Regions from separate parts of the Homo sapiens genome. Here region 2 is linked to region 1. A link is a contact called in ENCODE Hi-C or POLR2A ChIA-PET data. All regions are on one chromosome and are shown on one strand. The core of a region is the stretch at or near the end of the contact, and the rest is flanking DNA. Distances in the headings are between cores, read along the strand shown.

Region 1 (5,990 bases), core at 470-2,969:
TTCCCCTTTTCCAAGAGCCCAAGATTCATGTCCCCGCATGCCGCCAGTTCATTACCGAGAAATATCATCCCTCTTCCGGCTCGCGCCGGGCAGCGCACACGGCCCCCTGAGGACCCTTTAATGTTTAATTCCCCATCATCTGCTCCACTGAACAGCTTAATCTCTGCTTGTATGATCAATACTATATCAGTGTAAATTAAAATGACAATTTTAAAGTAATTAAGCCTGTTAATGCTCGATTCAAATGTCATTATTTGCACAAGGGATTGAGGAGAAATTACATCGTGTCCGGGGTGACAGGAAGCTGTCTGGGCCTCTTCAGCCCCGCTGTGCAGGGCCACTGGAGGCTTCAGCAAAGCAGATTAACTTCTGCCTCGCCCTGCCAGCATGCCTATCCAATTTCTAAAGAGGATAACGCAATTTGATAAATTTAATTCCAGCTACAAACTCAATTATTGTGATAATAGATGAAAACTGGGAGGAGCCTCTGCACAAGGCCCACAGTTTTAAAAACACACTTAACTCCAGAACGAGCTTCAACAGTAATGGCTTGATTTGATTTGTTCTCTCTCTTTTGAAGCCCCTTTAAATAATTATGATGGTTGGAAGAACAGCCGACATTTATTAAACAGCCGAGCTCCAACCAAAAGGGGCTGCGGCTTAGACAATCCAGGTCATACTGGAAACGTCTGCTGTCCTGAGCTTGTACAGCAGCATTTATTAGACAAGCACATCATTACATTATTGGATCTCATAAATAGATATATAAAACTCAGCCAGCCTCAGATGAAACCTCCCTCTTGCTCAACACTGGCGGGTCTGCCCCAGCTTGGAAAGCGGCATCCAGCAGGACCCTGCCATTTTTTTGTCCCAGGTGGCAGAGGGGGTTGGGGGTGAGAGGAATTAATGAAAATAACTTTTTTAAAAACCACCTTTACCCTCCTATGATTCCCAGCACACTCAGTACACATTATGACTCAAGTTATCTCCAACGAGCTCTCAATGCACAGATATCTTTCTCTACCCGAGTCCACTTACGGATGAGGTGGGTGGGTAGCCTGCCGAGAAGGTCTGCACAGCACACGCTGGGGGCCGCTTTAAGGGGACAGCTGCAATTGCTGGACTTCATCCATTAGGTCAGCAATAAAAATTGACAACCAAACATTAATTTCAAGATGAAGAGCACAGTGTAACAATTTCCGTTTGAAAGATGTTTCGGCTCGGTGTGGGCCATCCTTCAGGGTTTTCCCAGACAATTCCAGATGCTGCTGCACTCCAGAAGGAAAGAGAGCCCCACTGCAAAGTCGGCAGCCTCGGGATGGTGCGCCACGGGGCCAGCGGTTTTGGGTGATCCGACAGGGGTTTTTTTGTGGCTGTTTTCAAACCCAGTGATGTATACTTTAATACTTTAACTGTCTAAATTCCACCTTTTCCATACAGGAGGGAGCTGTACAGCTGGTGTCTCTTCACTGCATGCTTGAAAGGCCCTTATCCGTTACCTCCCTACTGCCTACGATGACTTCACAGTTCCTCAAGTTTCCCCCAGCCAGCAGAAATCAGATTTAAAACCAGTGAAAACATGGAATAATGTGTTCAAATGGCTCTCCCTTTCTGTCGGTTTAAACATAAATATCCCTGACTATGAATTACTCCCCCAAGTTCCTAGATGAATCATAGTGAGGAAGTAATGATGCATTATAACAGTCACGACATGGGAGGAAGCGCTGAGTAAAGGCCAGGCACACAGTGACTCAGTTTTAAGGCAAACCTGGTAAAGGACTAATGTGGTTATATCATTCTTCTCTTTTTTTTTTTTTTTTGAGACAGGATCTTGCTCTGTTGCCCAGGCTGCAGTGCAGTGGTGTGATCTTGGCTCACTGCTACCTCCACCTCCCAGGCTCACACGATCCTCCAGCCTCAGCCTCCCAAGTAGCTGCGACTACAGGTGCACGCCATTGCAGCTGGCTAATTTTTGTATTTTCAGTAGAGATGGGGTTTCCCCATGTTGGCCAGGCTGGTCTTGAACTCCTAAGCTCAAGCAATTCACCTGCCTCAGCCTCCCAGAGTGCTGGGATTACTCCTAAGCTCAAGCAATTCACCTGCCTCAGCCTCCCAGAGTGCTGGGATTACTCCTAAGCTCAAGCAATTCATCTGCCTCAGCCTCCCAGAGTGCTGGGATTACTCCTAAACTCAAGCAATTCACCTGCCTCAGCCTCCCAGAGTGCTGGGATTACTCCTAAGCTCAAGCAATTCACCTGCCTCAGCCTCCCAGAGTGCTGGGATTACTCCTAAGCTCAAGCAATTCACCTGCCTCAGCCTCCCAGAGTGCTGGGATTACTCCTAAGCTCAAGCAATTCACCTGCCTCAGCCTCCCAGAGTGCTGGGATTACAGGTGTGAAGCACTACACCCAGCCCATTCTTCCCTTTTAACCAAGGAAGAAATTACACAATGAAACAAATACCCCGAATCTTAATATCACTTTTCCTTTGTCATAATTAACAATTAGCGACACAGAATCGAGGGGAAAAACACAGGATCCGTTTACTCCTAGGAAGGGCGTTTCTGTGAATCTAAGAGGGGGCTTTCCTGTGTTCTCAAGGCCACGGGTCAGCCAGTGGCCGCTGCGGGGTGCGCTGTCTGGGAGACACTCTCGGGATGGAAGTGAAGTGCTCCGTCTGTCCCCCTTCTTTGGAAACACAGGTGTGTCTGCAAAGGCGAGGGAAGGCCTCAGGTGGGCATGATCTCTGAAGCTCCAGCTTCGTTTCCTTCAGTCTGGGGGTGCCCTCATGCACAACAGGGCTTGGCCTTGAGGGACCTGCCCTGCACAGGCGGGGCGCTGCCAGGCCACGACTTCAGGAAAGTTCTGGGCAGGCAGGGGCAGCCCCTGACTGCTCAACGCCTCAGTTGCAACGGGAAAACCTGAGCCACCCCAACAAGCCTACATCGGGGACTCCGATACTTAAGACAGCAGGATGCATCTCTACGTGCACAGGTGGGATGCACTAAACGCTGCCCTGACAGGGATGTGTGGCCAGGATGGGAGCCACTTTCTCCCAGGAAAACATCGTGCTTGTCACCTTCCTTGGGACAGAAGGATGGGTGGTTTTCAAAGAGCACATAGCAGTTCTAACAGGTGCCAAGCCAAATGGCAAGGTGCACTCATGAAAATCACCCACACTTCTGTGCTCAGCTCTGGGCTGCTGCTGATGGGGAGCTGTGGGCCCCAGCAGACGTGGCTGTGAGAGAGCGCACTCAGAGGCCCAGCCACCCCCACACAGCGGTGTGCCACACCCCAACTCATCACACAAACGCACAGGGCAACAGGCGAGGTCTGTGTAGACACCCATCTGCTCAGGAACACACTGAAAAACACGATGTTCCCTTTGGGACATCAGGTAGTGAAGCCTCAAGAGCAGGTCAGGTGCCCTCCAGGCACACAGCAGGGTCCTGGGCAGGCTGTGACATAAAAGCTCACATTCATTCTGTGGATTAAGCCTAGAAATGTACACACGGCTCACAGCATCTGAAGCCAAACCTGGACGGGCTTTGGAGAAAATATTTGTTCATTCAGTTTCCTTCGGTCTCCTTCAAAATCATAAAAACCCATCTCCAGGGAGGCTGTGGTTGGGTGAGCACAGCTGAGGGACCCGCAAGAATTTGCACAGGAAAGAAAGCCAGGCAGAGCAAGGAGCAGCTCACGGGGCTCCGGAAGTGAAACATCACCTGAGGCCAAATGAACAGAACAACAAGCTAAACTGTGAATCAACCATGGCTATTTCTTTATGTTCACTGCTTCAGTGATTTTCTGTCAAAAAATGCTAACAAGCATGAAAGTCCTTAAGAGCTTTACAATTTTTCAGTTCGTTCACCAATACCTTTCGCGCGGCGTGTTTGTTTCCTGGGCTGCGTGTGACACGGCACTCGATCACGCCTGTCGGCCGCCTGATGGATCGGCTGCCCACGAGGCACCTTGGCCCAGCCTTTGCCACAGAGCCTGTTACGGATTTCCCACCCGGCGACAGGGGGAGAGGAATGATGTGAGCGCGGCCCTGCCCAGCTCACGGCTCAGAAGAGGAGCGAGATGACTTCACCCCTAGGGGCGAATCTGCTCACAGAGCACCAGGGACCCTCCCCAAAAGGCAAGGAAAGCGCAATGACCCAAAGTCATGCAGACGGCTGCCACAGGCACAGACTCCACTGCAAACCAACCCCAGCCAGAAGCTAGAAGTGGCACCTGCCGGCTCAGAGTGCAGAGAAAGTACAGGTGAACGTCGACCAAAATCACTCATTGAGTGGGAATAATGTTACATTCAAAATCAACAAAGCCTTACTTAACCTTAAAAATGTCTTTTTGGCAGGGCACAGTGGTTCGCACCTGTAATCCCAGCACTTTGAGAGGCCAAGGCAAGAGGATCACTTGAGGCCAGGAGTTGGAGACCTGACTGGGCAACACGGTGACACCCAGTCTCTATAAACAGTTTTTTTTTAGCCAGGCGTGGTGATGCACACCTGTATCCTCAGCTACTTGGGAGGCTGAGGCCACAGGATCACTTGAGCTCAGGAGTTCAAGGCTGCAGTAAGCCACGATTGCACTACTGCACTCCAGCCTGGGCAACAGAGTGACATCCTGTGTCAAAATAAAATAAGATTTAACGAGAAGAAAGTCTTTTCAATTTTATATAACATACGCATATGTGTATATAAAATGGAAAATTACTCACACTCTGCCGTTATGTCCTGCGGCGTGCCGAGTTGCCTGAGTTGTGAGACACACAGTGGTGTGCACAGTCCGTTCGAGGGGCCAGCTGCTGATGGAAGTACTTCCCTTTTCCATTAAATCTGCAGTTTGACCCCTCACAAGCCATCCACCACAAGACTAGATTTTCCTTCTAGAGTGCTAAGGTACGTGTAAGTGGCACTGACAGAATTGCACCCATGTGACGTGTAACTGGATGAGTCCTGACACATCCACACGTGAAACCATCACCACAATTAGGAGACTAACATGCCCGTCGCTCCAGAAGGTTCCCTGGGTCCCTTCGCCCCTTGACACAATTTACACTTGGCTCTGGATTGTGTTTGCTAAACTACAGCATGAAAGGGTGGGAGCAGAGAGCGGCCAGGCTGGAGTGCGGGTGGGGTGGGCAGTGTGGAAGGGACAGCTGCCTTCCGTCCAGCATCCTCACCTCGGCCAAGGTGCGGGGATCTACCGTGCTCCCCTCCTGGGCTTGACCTGGCTTCTCCTTAGTGCTCACTGGAATCCCTCCAGCCCCCACCACAACCCCTTCCCCGGGAAACCACTATCTGTGTTCTGTCATTACAGACTTGTTTGCATTTTTAAGAATATGATATACATGAAATCATACAGAATGCATTTTTGGTTTGGTCTGGATTCTTTTGCCCACCATAATTACTGCGACAGCTGACACACCACGGTGTACACAGACTGTCCCCTCCTGTTCCCACTCACCTGCTGTGGCTATCTGGGCTGTTGACAGGTTTTGGCTATTCTGAATAAAGCTGCTATGAACATTCAGTCTTAGTGTGGAATGTGCTTTCATTTCTCTTAAGTAAATACTGAAGAGGGAAACGGCTGGGTGATACGGTGTGTGTATTTTCAACGTTTTTTTTAAGACCTCCATGTTTTCGCATGTTTTACATTTCCAGCACTAACACGACGGCTGCAGTGCTACCACCGCCTCCCCAGCGCTTGCCACGGTCGTCTTCATAGGTCCAACTGACTGGTTTCCTCTTATAGTGGTTTCTGCTTTTGGTGTCATATTTAAAGAAAGAAGTCCTGTGTGATCTTGTGGAAGCTGCATGGTTCTAGCTCTTACGCTAGGTCTATGATCCAGTTCAAGCTAAATTTTCATGTGGTTTCAAGTAACAATTGAAGTGAGTTTTTTGCAAACGGCCCTCTAATTGCTACAGCACCCTTTGTGGAAAAGATCATTCACTCACTGCTGAAGTCCACTGATACCTCTGACAA
Region 2 (6,074 bases), core at 1,860-4,359, 72 kb before region 1:
TATTGAGTAAAGCAAGCGGACACAGATACTGACGTCCACCTCAGTTTACATTGGCTATTGAGAAAAGCAAGCGGACGCGGATACCAACGTCCACCTTCATTCCGGGGTATCCTGTTCTGGGTGTGACGAGGGCCGGGGTTCTGCAGAGTGGACAGCAGCCTCCACCTTCATTCTGGGGCATCCTCTTCTGGGTGTGACGAGGGCCAGGGTTCTGTGGAGTGGACAGCAGCCTCCAGCTTCATTCGGGGGTATCCTCTTCTGGGTGCAATGCAGGCTGGGGTTCCAAGGATGAGGAAGCTCTAACTTTCCTGGCACAGATGCCGAGAAGTTCCCGTGGTGTGAACCTGCAGTGTTTGTCCAGCAGGAACCAGACTGAGACCAACCACTTGTGACCCACAGACACGGAGCTGCCCACTGTTAGGCTGCGGAGATCTGGCCAGCCCATCTCATGCTGTCAACCCAAGACAGGCGGTGTCCCTTTTTTTATTTATCTCTATTTTTAGGTTTTTGAGACAGGGTCCTCCTCTGTTGGCCAGGATGGAGTGCAGTGATGTGATCATGGCTGGCTCACTGCAGCCTCGACCTCCGGGCTCAAGCAATCCTCCCGCCTCAGCCTCCTGAGTATCTGGGACTACAGGCGTGCCCCACAATGCCTGGCTAATTTTACTTTCTTATTTTCTGTAGAGACGGGGACTCCCTATGTTGCCCAGGCTGGTCTTGAATTCCTGGGCTCAATGATCCTCCTGCCTCAGCCTCCCACAGTGCTGGGAAGGCAGGTGTGAGGCACTGTCCCTGGCCTTCCCCTTTCTTTGTAGGTGAACTCTTAGGGTTTCTCTCCTCCTCCTCCAGGAAATCACTGTGACGTCAGAGAAGCCTGACCCTTGGGTGGTGAATGCTGGGGGTGAACGATGTGGACCCTGCGAGTGGCTCTCACTGGGAAAACTGACCAAAGGCACGGCAGGAAGAAACTTGCCAAGTCCCATCCTTCTTTATTATCCTGTAGTTTTTGGTTAAATTTTAACCAGAAACATGTCTAGAAATAAAGAAGGGTTATACACAGAAGTTCCACGTAGCCACTCTCTAGCAGCAGGGATGAAAGGAGGAAGTAGAAAAGGATTTCTAAAATATGGTTCACAACAAAAGGCCCGAGTACTTTACATGGGTTTTCCTTAAAACGAGTTAATAGGAAATCATTACGGCTTCAGTTTTTGAATGACTCTAGAAAACAGAACTGACTCCAGGGGATAAACATTTTCTATGCTACAAATAATTCTTCTAGTCATGGTGAACGTGAATATAAATCTGTGCTCCCGGATGCCGCGCCACTACACCAACGTAATGCTTTCGCTGTGAAAGGAGAATTCACTAAGAGGCTCCCACCGCTCCTGCCCTGAACGTGCCTGAGGGTCCGGACCACTGCTCAGAATCGAGGGGGTAATTCCGTTACAGTTCAGAAAACTATGGAGCCTACTGACAAACCAGCACGCAAAGTTCCAGGTTTACTATTAGGTCACTGCAAACAGGCAGAGATAATTCAAACGCTAAGTTCTGACAAACGCCCCAGTCCTCTGGATATCCACCTGGAGAAGCATTACTGGTCCCGTGGGGTTAGCCATTCCTTGGTAACTCACATTATGGACGCTGGTGCAGATCTTAGACATTGCCGTGGAGTGGGAAAGGAGGACAACCAGCCAATCGCTTCACAGGCGGCCCCAACGTGCAAGTCCTGTCTTTAAAACCTGCTTCGTCCTGGGGAGGCCACGGAAAGTGCCAAGGAAGCCTCACCTCTGGAGTCCTCTGGCATCCCGTTGGGGTGGACACAGGCGGCACCCCCGAACGTCAGTGCTCATCAAACATACACGGGCCAACGGACACACAGGGTGGAGACAAGGTCCTCAGACCCTAGAAGACGCCTCTGCTGAGGCCCCTGGGTCCTGGCAGGGGGCATGGCGAGGGCCTCACAAGCACTACACCCAAGCCTGACGATCTTTGATGGAAACAGCACACGTCATCTCAAATTAACTCCCGGAGGCTCCAGACTCCTTTCCTATGGCACACACGTGTGCAGCTTCTTGGAAGCGAGAGTGCGACTCACCCGGCTCCCAGGGCAAGGAGGGCAGCAAAGGCCAGAGAGCGCTGCGTCCCCCTCTGGGAGTGGCTGAGATCAGGGGGCTGGCACTATAGCCACCACCCCCAAGTATGCTGGTGGCTACTAGGACCTATTAGCACACAGGCCCACAGGGCAACAGCTGTGCCCTCCAGGCTCGACAGGCTGGGGGTGTAGCAGGTGCAGGGTAAGGATGAGTAAACCACCTTCCCGCTGCCTTCTGTCGGCACGCCCCCACCACGGGCCTCACACAGGCTTCTCCAGGGGCTGGGCCTGAGCTTGGCAGAGGGACCCCGGCCAGACTTGGCGTGGGAAATGTGTGGTGAGGCCGGGAGGCCAGGGTGGCAGGCACCAAGGACCCTTCCTCGGGGGCACGTGCCCATGCTCAGCCCCCAGTGAAGCCAGGAACGGCGTTCTGTAAAGTGTGCCATGGTGCCAATTTCCTAGCTTTTTAGGACCAGAGTGGGCACCGAACACAGAGAATGACCATCCCAGATGGAATCTGAGGAGCTGAGAGCCTGGCTTGCTGGGAGGGCTGTGGGGCAGGGTTTGCTGGGAGGGCTGCGGGGCGGGCCCTCAGACACTTCGCCGGCCTCCCTTACTTTGACTTCCCAAGAGAAAGCCCTTCTGGTTAGCTCCATCTTCTCAACGGTCTTCCTGGTGAACCCTAGACCCGAAGGGGGACCCTATCACTTGACAAAAGTGCCCACCGTGAGGCCCTGGAGCACAGACCTCACCGCGAGCCCCAGGGCCAGGCACAAGGCCCTGCATCCCAAGCTTATGGGGTGCAGAAATGCAGCCAGTGAAAGGCACTGTCATGGGGAGATGTTGGCGTCAGCATCCGAGTGGCCTCCCTCCTCTCTGTGTTCATTGTCAACGGCCACCCAGAACAACAACATGCTATAAAGACTCTTTCATGTCCTCTCCCAAGGTTGCTCCCGGACTCCAGCAGCCTGGCAGGCTCGGACACAGCGCGCATGGAATGGGAGTGGCGCCCACTTGCTCTCACGCCAGCTAGAGCTCAACAGACTTTCTGGGAAGAAGGCGGCGGGTCTCTTTCTCAGGCTGTGTCTAGCACCATGCCGGGCACCCTCTGCTGGGCCCAGGGGTGGCTCCACAGGACTGGCCCTGCCCGGCGGCAGAAGCACCTGCTGTGCCTCTGGGTGGCTCCTCCCGGACATCCCCAGCCTTCCACTGGCACGGCTGGACGTGGGGAGGGGGATGTGGCAAAGGGAGGGGGACGCAGGACACAGAGCTCAGCCCTCGTCCCAGGGTCCCCTGTATGCTTGTCAGAGCCACTGATTGCTAGTAAGGGAGCCGGGTGCGATGTGTGAAGGAGGAGGACGAATGAGGCTACACAGTGTCCGGGGTCTCCAGCAACCCCCTGCCTTGGCACGAGAGACCTGCTCTGTGCCCTACCTTTCCCATGGGTTTCTTTTAAACCAAGGGCAGTCAGAGGAATTTTTAAATAAAGTATGAGCTCATAAAAAATATAGAAAAGTGCATTAAAGATTAGTGAACACACTACGGATTATGAATCATTTAGGAGTGAGTCCAAAAAACAGTTCCTCGAACAGAGTCCCAGCATAGACCAGAGAAAATGCCAAGCGTCTTTTGTTTTTTGTCTTCTTTTTCTATAAAATGAGAAGATTCTTGGCATCAATATACCAGTTGAAAATATTGGGTAATATTTGCAAAGTGAACTTCCTAGAAAAAATCCCCTAAATACGAAGCCTAATGTCATCACTATAATTAAGTATAACATTTTATTTTATTTTCAGTTGATGTCATAGGCCCTATATAGAAACAGACCAAATAAAATCTCTTTCTAAACAGAAAAATTAAAAAATAAATTTAATGATTTAAATCAGTGCTTCTGTTGTTGCCATTGCTATTTTACACCAAGACTCTAGAATAACAAGTGAGTGAACCGAGCAGCACGGCTTAGCTCACGTGCCCTCTGCAGGCCCTCACCGCCCTGACCTCCACCCTCAGGGAAGGGCGTCCCTGTGGCTGAGGAGCTGGCAGGGAGGGCAGAGAGGCTGCCACTGGCCTGCCTCACCATCCAGAGCACGCTGGGCACGTGGCGAGGGCAGTGCCCCACTGGGTCTGCACAAGGTCTGTCTACACACTGGGTCCCCAGGTAAGATGAGAACTTGACGATGACTAACATTAGTCCACGGCAGTAGGAGGACAGGGCTGCGCTAACATTAACCCACGGCAGCAGAGGACGGGGCTGCGCTAACATTAACCCACGGCAGCAGGAGGATGGGGCTGTGTGCATCTTTCCATCCATGCTGCTCTGGAGACGGTGCTGAGGCTCTACAGGAGTGTCACTCTGAGCCAGGCTTTCTGGGGTCTGTGGGAGTTAGAAGGGACCGTCCCTGCCACCTGCCCTCTGGACACACACTGTGCCCATGTTGCCACATCGAGTCCGCTCATGGCTGTGGGATGGGCCAAATCCTGAATGGTGCAGGGCTTTGGAGGGCTGCGCCGACTGCAGCCGATGCAGGAACATCGTCAGACTGAGGAGTCAGCCGCCATGCTCTCAGTTTTTAGGAGCTCAGGCCTGCCCATACACAGGGCTAGCGACAGCTGCACAGTCATCCCTGTCTGTCACGCCTGATGGGAGCTGCCAGTGGACACAGGGACCTGGCCTCTCCTGCCCACAGCCTCACGGCGCCCACTGTGCCCACGGCTGAGGGATCAGGGGGCAGAGGGGCTCAACAAGGCAGCCGGTAACCAGATGAGGTCACAACTTCACCTGGAGCCTGGCTGGGGCCGGAGCAGCCAGCGGGTCTCAGGAGTCTGTGGGGCTGTGGGGGGCCATGACCAGGTGCGATGTTACCTACTGGCTGACAGCTGCTCCTCCTCCCAGGACGCAGTGCACACTAGAAGGAAGGACGCCTGGGCGCCAGGAATGTCTGAGGTCTGGGCCTGGGCTTATGCTGCTGGGCAGCCTGGCCTTGGCTGCTCTTGCCGGCCATGGTCTCCACTGAACGGCAGACACAGCCTTTGAGGCAGGTGCTGGGATCCTGCCTCGCGGGCAGTGGTGGTATCCTCCCTGGTGCCCATTGAGAGCCGTGTTTTGGGAAGCCCGGCTCTCGGGGTGTCTCCTTGCGACGTCAGCCCCTCTCCGAGGACGGCTCCTTCTGGATGTCAACGCCCCCAACGGCCATTCCCCTGCAGGCCCAGCTGGCACCTGAGCATGTACCTGTCAGTGATTGGTAACTGGTTGTTAAAAATGGCCACCAGCCTCCAAAGACGCATCCATCACCGTCACTGTCAGACGTGATGGACGGCAGGTGTGGTGTGCGGTCGGGCCGCGTGGAGACGGGTGCGCCTGGCACTGCTGTCACTCTTTGTCACCACGGCCAGCTGAGCGCCCCAGCTGCCAGTTGCCACCGCGCGAGGCAGGAAACACACCCTCTGAACATCCCAGCAGCAGCTGGAGCCGCAGGCTGCATCACTGACTCGTGTGAGGACGCACGGCCCTCTCAGATGGCACACGACTGGCGTGTTTCATGTGGTGGGTTGTAATTACAGCTTCCGTGGTGCCAGATCTGACTCCAGTATCTTTTCAGTTCTGCTCTGTGAGCAAGTCTGCATTAATCTGCATCTGAAACACAGGAGGCTGCGCATTCCTGGGGGACAGTCTCTTCGCTTTGCACACAGAGCCTCTTTCACAGACTGGTGTGGGGCAGGGCAGGACTCCCGGATCCAATCCCTACAACCCTCCTGCCACCAAAAATCACAAGCAGGTCTCCACCTCGGGGTCTGAGAGCCTCCAGGGCCACCAAGCTGGTCGTCCTCCCAGACACCCTGCCCCTGAACTCTCGGCAGGGCAAACAACCCTGTATTTAATCTGCTGCTGCCAGCCCGGCTCTGCCCGGCCTCCCATTGCTGTGGAGATGGATTTAATTAACCTCTGATGAGTCTTTCCAGCAAGCCTGCCACTGAGGGCACC

The links. A loop is a pair of places that touch in the nucleus more often than their neighbours do. ChIA-PET counts read pairs that join two places held with the same protein, here RNA polymerase II (POLR2A). Pooled maps may share reads with other maps.
Region 2: a loop to region 1 is called in a map of Right ventricle myocardium superior, with 2.0 times the contacts of the local background. The contact joins two enhancer-like sites. A Hi-C loop is called at or near these places in 9 of 168 maps with a recorded cell type or tissue (Right ventricle myocardium superior, dorsolateral prefrontal cortex, esophagus muscularis mucosa and 5 more), 1 of 37 single-sample maps with no recorded cell type and 7 of 50 pooled maps. POLR2A ChIA-PET finds 5 or more read pairs at or near these places in 1 of 52 experiments (MCF 10A).

Annotation. Positions count from the first base shown.
Region 1 is chr10:132,661,885-132,667,874 of GRCh38, reverse strand. All of the region lies in intron 4 of INPP5A (inositol polyphosphate-5-phosphatase A), which reads right to left. Among named protein-coding and RNA genes, the nearest start is that of NKX6-2, 120 kb to the left of the region's middle. RefSeq lists an enhancer at 916-2,115. Within about 2 kb of position 1,719, at least 6 of the 41 ENCODE cell types and tissues checked have a DNase peak (open chromatin) inside an H3K27ac peak, as active enhancers do.
Region 2 is chr10:132,735,671-132,741,744 of GRCh38, reverse strand. All of the region lies in intron 9 of INPP5A (inositol polyphosphate-5-phosphatase A), which reads right to left. Among named protein-coding and RNA genes, the nearest start is that of NKX6-2, 47 kb to the left of the region's middle. Within about 2 kb of position 3,109, at least 3 of the 41 ENCODE cell types and tissues checked have a DNase peak (open chromatin) inside an H3K27ac peak, as active enhancers do.